Linked DNA regions of Homo sapiens: region 2 is linked to region 1. A link is a loop called in an ENCODE intact Hi-C map of the cell type or tissue named here. Cell type or tissue: ovary. All regions are shown on one strand.

The links. Hi-C counts contacts between places; a loop is a spot of excess contacts. Peaks named below come from ENCODE experiments on the same cell type or tissue, not always from the same donor. Only the 100,000 strongest peaks of a DNase experiment are listed, where the experiment ranks them.
Region 2: a loop joins it to region 1, with 3 times the contacts of the local background. A loop is called at or near these places in 75 of 110 quality-filtered maps.

What each region holds. Positions count from the first base shown.
Region 1 is chr11:45,369,123-45,373,122 of GRCh38, forward strand. LINC02687 (long intergenic non-protein coding RNA 2687) reads left to right here and starts at 2,275. Exons shown (of 5, transcript NR_122071.1): 1 at 2,275-3,718. In ovary, a CTCF peak has its summit at 2,257 (motif pointing right); a DNase peak (open chromatin) is centred at 2,269.
Region 2 is chr11:45,762,934-45,766,933 of GRCh38, forward strand. No RefSeq gene overlaps it. Among named protein-coding and RNA genes, the nearest start is that of LINC02716, 6.5 kb to the right of the region's middle. In ovary, no CTCF peak of the experiment used is centred here; no DNase peak of the experiment used is centred here.

The DNA of each region.
Region 1 (4,000 bases):
GGCAAGTCACTTTGCTTTCCTGAACCTCAGTGTCCTTGTATGTGAAATGGGCATCATGATGTTACCTGTCTCCTAAGGCTATTGTGGGGATTAACCTAAATAGCAAGGCACCAAATATAGGGCCTGGCACATAGTAGGTATTCAGCAGAAGACCTAGTGTGGCTGGAGCTCAGGTTATTGGGCCACAGGAACAAACAGATGTTTGGATGTCATTGTTTGTTTTCTTTTGCCTTCCAATGGGCCCTTTCTGCTCCTTCCAGGAGCTCACCAGCTGGCCTGGGAGGGCTGCTTGCCCACTTATAGTTGCCAAGATGTTTGGCTGTGCCCCCGTCCAGAACCATCTTCTGGTCCTGTCTTCATTCTTGAGCCCTTTCCAGCCTGAACCCAATGGGGGACTCGTGTTCCAGGTCTGCTAACGTTTGCTGGCAGAGCCCATGTTTGGGAGCGTGAGCTGTGTTTAGGTAGAAACAGACACTGAAAACAGCTGCTGGCTTCTCTGCCGTGGTAAACAGGGAATAAAGCACTCCCCACCTCCCACTGTGGGCTTCGCTGGGGATTGGGGAGCACAAGGCAGGCCGGGCTTACTGTCGCTTTTGGGGAGGGGAAGGCCATTTTTCTTTAGGGACTGGGCCTGCCCCCTCAGGCTCGGGTCGGGCCAGGGGTGGGGTGAGATGTGTGGAGGGAGTTGGAAGCCCTCCCTCTCCCTGGACTTCTAGATGTTTGAAGACTCCATAGGCACTTTCTACCGTTTGGTGTCTGTGAGGCAGGGTCGTTTCTTTAAGCCTTTGTGGGTGGACTGTCAGCAAAGGCAGTTTCTGGCATGTCCTTGTACTGTGTTGATGAGTGGTATCAAACTTACCTTCACATCAGCCTCACTTGGTTGGTGCTGATTTAAACATACATATTCCCAGGCCCTTCCTCAGGCTCGCAGAATCAGAATCTCTGAGGGAAGGGCCCAGAAGCCTGCATTTTAACAAACTCTTCAGGTGATTCTGCTGCAGGCATTCAGGGAACTACACCTTGGAGACCCCTGGCAGGTTTCTAATGGGTTATCTGGGAAACCAGGGGGAAGGGGCAGTCAGGAGGAGGAGGGGGCCAGCCCAACCGCCCTTAGCATGCATACCCTGTTATGCTTTTTGACTTAGACTTGGGAGCAGATGCTTTTAGATGTAGGTCTCCTTAGAAACAGATGCTATCCCTGTTCTAGAATATAGAATAGAGTAGTTCCCCATCCTCTAGGTGTGCTTCATTTGCTGTCCACCCACTCATCCATCTCTCGACCCACTCACCCACCCATCCATCCACCCACTCTTTCATCCACCCACCCACCCACCCATCCATCCACCCACCCTTTCATCCACTCACCCACCCACCCACACACCCACCCATCCTTCCATCTACCCATCCTTTTTGGAGTGACCACCTGCTTTGTGTCTGGCTCTGGGCTGAGCTTTGGAGACACCAGAACTCTCCATTTAGACAAACAGACACAGAAATCATCATAATACAGAGGGACCTGTTCAATGATCAATGTCTCGAATAAGTACTGTGGTGGCACAGATGACAGACTCCACTGGCAGGGAGAAGGGATCAGAGAAGGCTTTGGAAGACAGCAACCTGTGAGTGGGCCATAAAGGACAAACAGTTTGCTAGATGGAGAGTGTGAGCGTGAGGGTGTGTAGGAGGGAAAGTCAGTTTTGCGAACTAAATCCTCTCACATCCACATTCAGAGCAGGGGCCTATCCCCAGGCCCCATGGAGCCCGTATTCGGAGGCTTATCTGTAGCTGCAACCTCTAAACTTGGCCCCATCTCCTGACATTTCTGAGTGAAAAGGAGCCACTCTTTAGTGTGTGTGCTGCAGGCTCCTGTGGCTGTCACAGTACAGTTATTGCGGAATTAACAGGGGAACAGCCATCCAAGTGGAGAGGCACAGAATACTTCCTGTCCTAGCTCTGCCTTCAACTCACTGTGTAACTGTGGACAGTTTCGGCCTCAGTTTCCCCATCATCAAGATGGGAGATTGGCTGTCAACTCTGCCAGCTTCCTGCCTGGAGCGCAGCCCTGACACCCTTCCTGCAAGATACACGTTAGCAACGACCGTTCTCTCTACGCCAAGCTCATTTGTCTGAGCGTATCAGCAACACGACACCTCGCAGTTCAGTGGATTTGATGTGAGCTCCCGCCCCTGGCATACCTAGCGTGTAATACCTGCTGCTGAAAAGGGGTATTTGAAGGCAAAGTGCATGGCAGAAGGAAGCCTGTAGGTGGCGCTATGGCTCCGGTTGCCGAGCTGCTCCCAGGAGATTCGTTTTCAGAGGATCTGAGAAAAACCCGGCAGGGTTGATGGCAGCTCTTTCTTCTCGGTGCCCTCGCAGTGCAGCAGGCCCCGCTTATTTGCAAGAAGCAGCCAGGTCAGCCCACTGGGCCTCCCCACCTCTTGTGCCCCTTCGCACATTTCAGAGCTCTCTCTTTTCCTCTGGGTCCTTCCATTCAAGAGAGGAGGAGGAGGAGGGGGTGAGCCTGTTGCGAACGGCGTTGGTGGGGCAGGGGCCGGTTCCCCTGTTTCTGGGGAGCCTTTTCTGTGCTGGTTGCAGGCAGGGGCCCTCAGTGTGGAGCTGTGGTGAGCCTGTGCCCCGTCGTATTTGGGTCACAGCCTCCGTGACCCCTAGCCCCCGCCAGGCACTCCACCCCTGCAGTGATTCGCTTGATATTTTAAAAGCACTCCATCTTCTGCCTGCTGCCTTCTCTCCATTCATCTGGGTCCAGGTTTTCGCCGAGCCATCTAATAAAGAATCCAGGGGGGAGAATGATGGGGGCGAGGAGAGGGAAAGTGCTAACATTTATTAAGTGCCCGCTGGGTGCCCAGCACTTCCTCAACAACTAGAGCAGCGGTCTTTCTGCTTTCTTTCAGCTGCATAACCCTTTCCTCCATCCAAAATCGCAAGCCTAACCTGGCCGTGTAAACAAACACCAGGGAAGCGCCTCTGATGGAAGGGGATGGGGCACCTAAGGCCCTGTCTCTCACCATGTAGCATCCTCCCCACTCCTAACAGACACTTTGGTGCTTCCATGAAACCTGGATCTAAAAGCTCTGTGCTCATTAAATCTACATATAACTCTCCAAGGAAATAGTATCCCCATTTTTATAATACCAAGCTAAAGGCCAGAGAGGGAGAGTGTAGGATCACACAATTTTTTTTTTTTTTTGAGATGGCGTTTCACTGTCACCCAGGCTATAGTGCAATGGCGTGATCTCAGCTCACTGCAACCTCCACCTCCCTGATTCAAGTGATTCTCCTGCCTCAGCCTTCTGAGTAGCTGGGATTATAGGCGCGCGCCACCACGCCCAGCTAATTTTTGTATTTTAATAGAGACGGGGTTTCACCATATTGGCCAGGCTGGTCTCCGAGCTCCTGACCTCAGGTGATCCGCCTGCTTTGGCCTCTCAAAGTGCTGGGATTATAGGCGTGAGCCACCGCGTCCGGCCCAGGGACACGATTATTAAAGGGCAGAGAGCCAGACTGGGGAGGCAGGTGTGCTCCATTCCCAAGCCCATGCTTGCCCTGGCTCTGCCGGGAAGACAGTAGGTGCTTTGCTTCCTGAGAAAGGTCAGGAAGAGGCGTGGCTCCTCCAGCTGTACAGACGACCAGGCCAGATCCACATGGCCCCGTTTGGTGCTTGGATGTCTGGTAAACTGCCTGCCAAGGAGGAACGCAGGTAGGACAAGAAAACTGTGGGTGGTGAAACGCATGGGGAATGGGTTCTGTGCCGCCAGTGAAATGGTCTTTCAGCCGCCAGGCTCCAACTTGGCTGACTTTAGAAGAAATCAGCCAGCCATGGATTGCTGGAGATTCAGACACAAGCTTTCCAGGCCCTGATGAGTCCTTGTTTTCTTCCAGGACAACTGGGTTTTGGGACTGTAAGCTATGACCCAGATCTTGGTTCCCATTTCGCACATGAAGAGAAGATTGGCCCTTAAAAAGCAAAATGCTTTAAAAC
Region 2 (4,000 bases), 390 kb after region 1:
GTCCCCTCCAAATCTCATGTTGAAATGTGACCGCCAATGTTAGAGGTGGGCTGGTCATGGTGGCTCACGCCTGTAATCCCAGCACTTTGGGAGGCCAAGGCTGGCAGATCACCTGAGGTCAGGAGTTCGAGATCAGCCTAGCCAATATGGTGAAACCCGATCTCTACTAAAAATACAAAAATTAGCCAGGCATTGTGGCAGGTGCCTGTAGTCCCAGGTACTGAGGAGGCTAAGGCAAGAGAATCACTTGTAACTGGGAGGCGGAGGTGGCAATGATCCAAGATCACACAACTGCACTCCAGCCTGGGTGACAAGAGCGAGACTTCATTTCAAAAATATATATATATAATGTTGGAGGTGAAATCTGGTGGGAGGTGTTTGAATCATGGGGGCGAGTCCCTCATAAATGGCCCAGTGCCATTCCCGTGGTAATAAGTGAGTTTTCTCTTTGGTAGTTCACGTGAGACCTGGTTGTTTAAAGAGCATGGCACCTTCCGCTTCTCTCTCCATCCAGCTCTGGCCATGAGATACAGTGGCCCCCGCTTCGCCTTTGGTCATGATTGAAAGCTCCCTGAGGCCTCCCCAGACGCTGAGCAGATGATGATGCCATGCTTGTACAGCCTGCAGAACCGTGAGCCAAACAAACCTCTTCTCTTTATAAATTGCCCAGTCTCACATATTTATTTATTTTAGTAATGCAGGAACAAACTAAGAGACACATACAATGTGATATTATTCAGCCATTAAAAGGAAGGAAGTGCTGATACACACTACAACATGGATGAACCTTGAAAACATTATGCTAAACCAAAGAATCCAGTCACCAAAGGCCACATATCACAGGATCCCATTTATGTGAAATGTCCAGAGTAGGCAAATCCATAAAGGCAGAAAACAGATCACTGGTTGCCTGGGCTAGAGGCAGTGGGTAATGGGCAGTGATTACTAACGGGCATGGGGGTTCTTTTGGGGGCAATCAAAATGTTCTGACAGTAAATAATGGTGATAGTTACACAACAATGTAAATATACCAAAAGCCACTGAATAGGACACTGTAAAAGAGTGAATTCTATGTGAATTATGTCTTGAAAAAAATACACTGTTCTAAAATATTGTACATGTGGAATTTATTTGTGCTAAAGAAGATGAGGCAGGGGCCAGGCACAGTGGCTTATGCCTGCAATCCCAGCACTTCAGGAGGCTGAGGCAGGTGGATCACTTGAGGTCAGGAGTTCGAGACCAGCCTGGCTAACATGGCAAAAACCCATCCCTACTAAAAAATGCAAAAATTAGCCTGGCATGGTGAAGCATGCCTGTAGTCCCAGCTACTCAGGACGCTGAGGCAGGAGAATTGCTTGAACCCAGGAGGTGGAGGTTGTAGTGAGCTGAGATCGCGCCACTGCACTCCAGCCTGGGCAACAGAGTGAGACTCCATCTCAAAAAAAAAAAAAAGAAGAAGATGATGAGGCAGGGAATAAAATAAGTGAGAAGGAGGGTGCTGAGCTTGTAAAGCAGCTGTAGAGTTGCAGGGGGCTTTGCTTCCCCTGAATCTGCGCTTGCACAGCCTGACCAAAGGCAAGCCATATGAATGAACGGATGGATGGACAAATGAGGTCCATATACCGAGGGTGGTAGTGTTACCAAGTGCAGTCTCATAGAGGGGCAATTTGGCAATATTGAAGAAAAACTAAAAATGCTCATACCTCTTGCCTCGGACTTTCTATTTGGGGGACTATAGCCTTCAAAATGACTCTCAAAAGCAAGTAGCAATAAATACAAGTACATTCATTGCAACATTGTTTGTAGTTGAGGGGAAATTGATAAATATTACCCAGCAACTGAGAAATGATTAAGTAATAATCAGGATATAGTCAGACAGTGGACAACTCGGCAAATCTAGGATCTGAGAGTTAGTATTAAGTGGAAGAAAAGTTATGCAAACAGCATGGATGGGGAAGAAAGGATAACTTTTTCAGGACAGAAGAATTCCAACTAATAAACTGGATAGCCTCAAAGTATCTCCACCCAAAGTATCTCCAGATGCTTATTAATTGCAAAGAGAATAGTCAGTTGAGTCCGTTGACAGTGGAGAAACCCAGAAGATGCCACCTTAACCAAGTGATCCAGGTTAACATCACCAGTAACATCACCAGACATATGGCCACCACGCAACCCCTGAGAAAGACACATTACTTCTGCGGCTGCTCGTAACTAAAATGCGTAATCTCAGTCTAATTATGAAAAAGCAACAGACAACCCAAATAGAGGACTATCCTACAAAATAAGTGACAAATACTCTTCCAAAGTGTCAAGGTCATGAGAGACAGAGAAGGGCTGAGGAGCTGTCCCAGCCTGTGGGAGACTAAGGAGGCCTGTCAACTAAATGCAGTGTGAATCCTGGGCTGCATCCTGGAGCCAAAACAAAGCTATTAATAGAAAAACCGGGGAAATCTGAACGAAAGTCTGTAGGTTAGTTAGTAGTAGTGTGTCAATGTCAATTTCTTGGTTATGATCATTGTATTATGGTTACGCAAGACAGTAACATTAGGGAAAGCTAAGTGAAGGATATTAAAGGAACTCCGTACTATTTTTGCAATTTTTTAGTAAGTCTGAAATTATTCCAAAATAAGAAACATTTTGAACAGAATGGATTTTATCATCTTAATTTAATCTGGTGAGCATTAGCTAGTTATCTTCAGTACCGGGTTGAATCACATTCCCCCAAAATGTTCATCTGGAATTTCAGCATGTGACCTGGTTTGGAAATGGGTTCTTTGCAGATGTCATTAGTTAAATTAAGATGGAGTCATATTGGATTAGGGTGGCCACTAAATCCAATGACAGGTATTTTTGTAAGAAGGCCATGTGGGCTGACCACAGTGGCTTGGTGGGGCATGGTGGCTCACGCCTGTAATCCCAGCATTCTGGGAGTCCGAGGCAGGCAATCACTTGAGTCTAGGAGTTCAAGACCAGCCTGGGCAACATGGCAAAACCCCATCTCTACAAAAAATACAAAAAAAAAAGAAATGAGTTGTTTGTGTTGGCATGTGTCATACACCATGTGACAACAGAAGGAGAGATTGGAGTGATGTGGCTACAAGCCAAGGAACACCAAGTGCTTCTGGCAACCACTGTAAGCTGGGCGAGGTATGGAGCCGATTCTCCCCCAGAAGCTCCAGAAGGAACCAACCTTGCCCCACCTTGTCTGAATTCTAGCCTCAAAAAATGTGAGAGAATAGGCTGGGCACAGTGGCTCATGCCTGTAATCCCAGCATTTTGGGAGGCTGAAGCAGGAAGATCTCTTGAGGTCAGGAGTTCGAGACCAGCCTGGCCAACATGGTGAAACCCTGTCTCTACTGAAAATACAAAAATTAGCCGGGCATGGTGGTGGGAGCCTGTAATCCCAGCTACTCAGGAGGCTAAGGCAGGAGAATCGCTTGAACCCGGGAGGCGGAGGTTGCAGTGAGCTGAGATCAATCTACTGCACTCCAGTCTGGGCGACAAAGCAAGACTTCATCTAAAAAAAAAAAAAAGTGAGAGAATAAATGTTTGTTGCTTTAAGCCCCCACGTTTGTGATGCTGTTTTACAGCAGCAATAGGGAACTCCTGCGTCTTCCCAGCCAGCATCCCCAACACCTCTCCTCAGGCCAAGCCCTATTTCTCTTGAGGCTCTGTGCTGTTCAGTGACACTAACCTGCCCCCCAGCCAGCCAGCCTTGGCCCATCAGCACATTCTGTCTCCAGCCTCTGAGATTGGTGCAGGGACGGTATGTGACCTGACCTGAGGCCATGAGACCTGAGACATTTGCTGCCAGCTCCTGAGAAAGAAGCTTCCTCGCTTCCAGAACAAACACTCTCTCTCCTGTTAGACCCGAACAAGGACGCCATCGTGCTCCAATGAGGGTCTGAGAATACATGGATAAGCAGACTGTTTCTCCCACTATACACTCACAGTGGGCTTCTTACACCAGATGGGTGTTTGGGGAGGCGTTCCCACATAG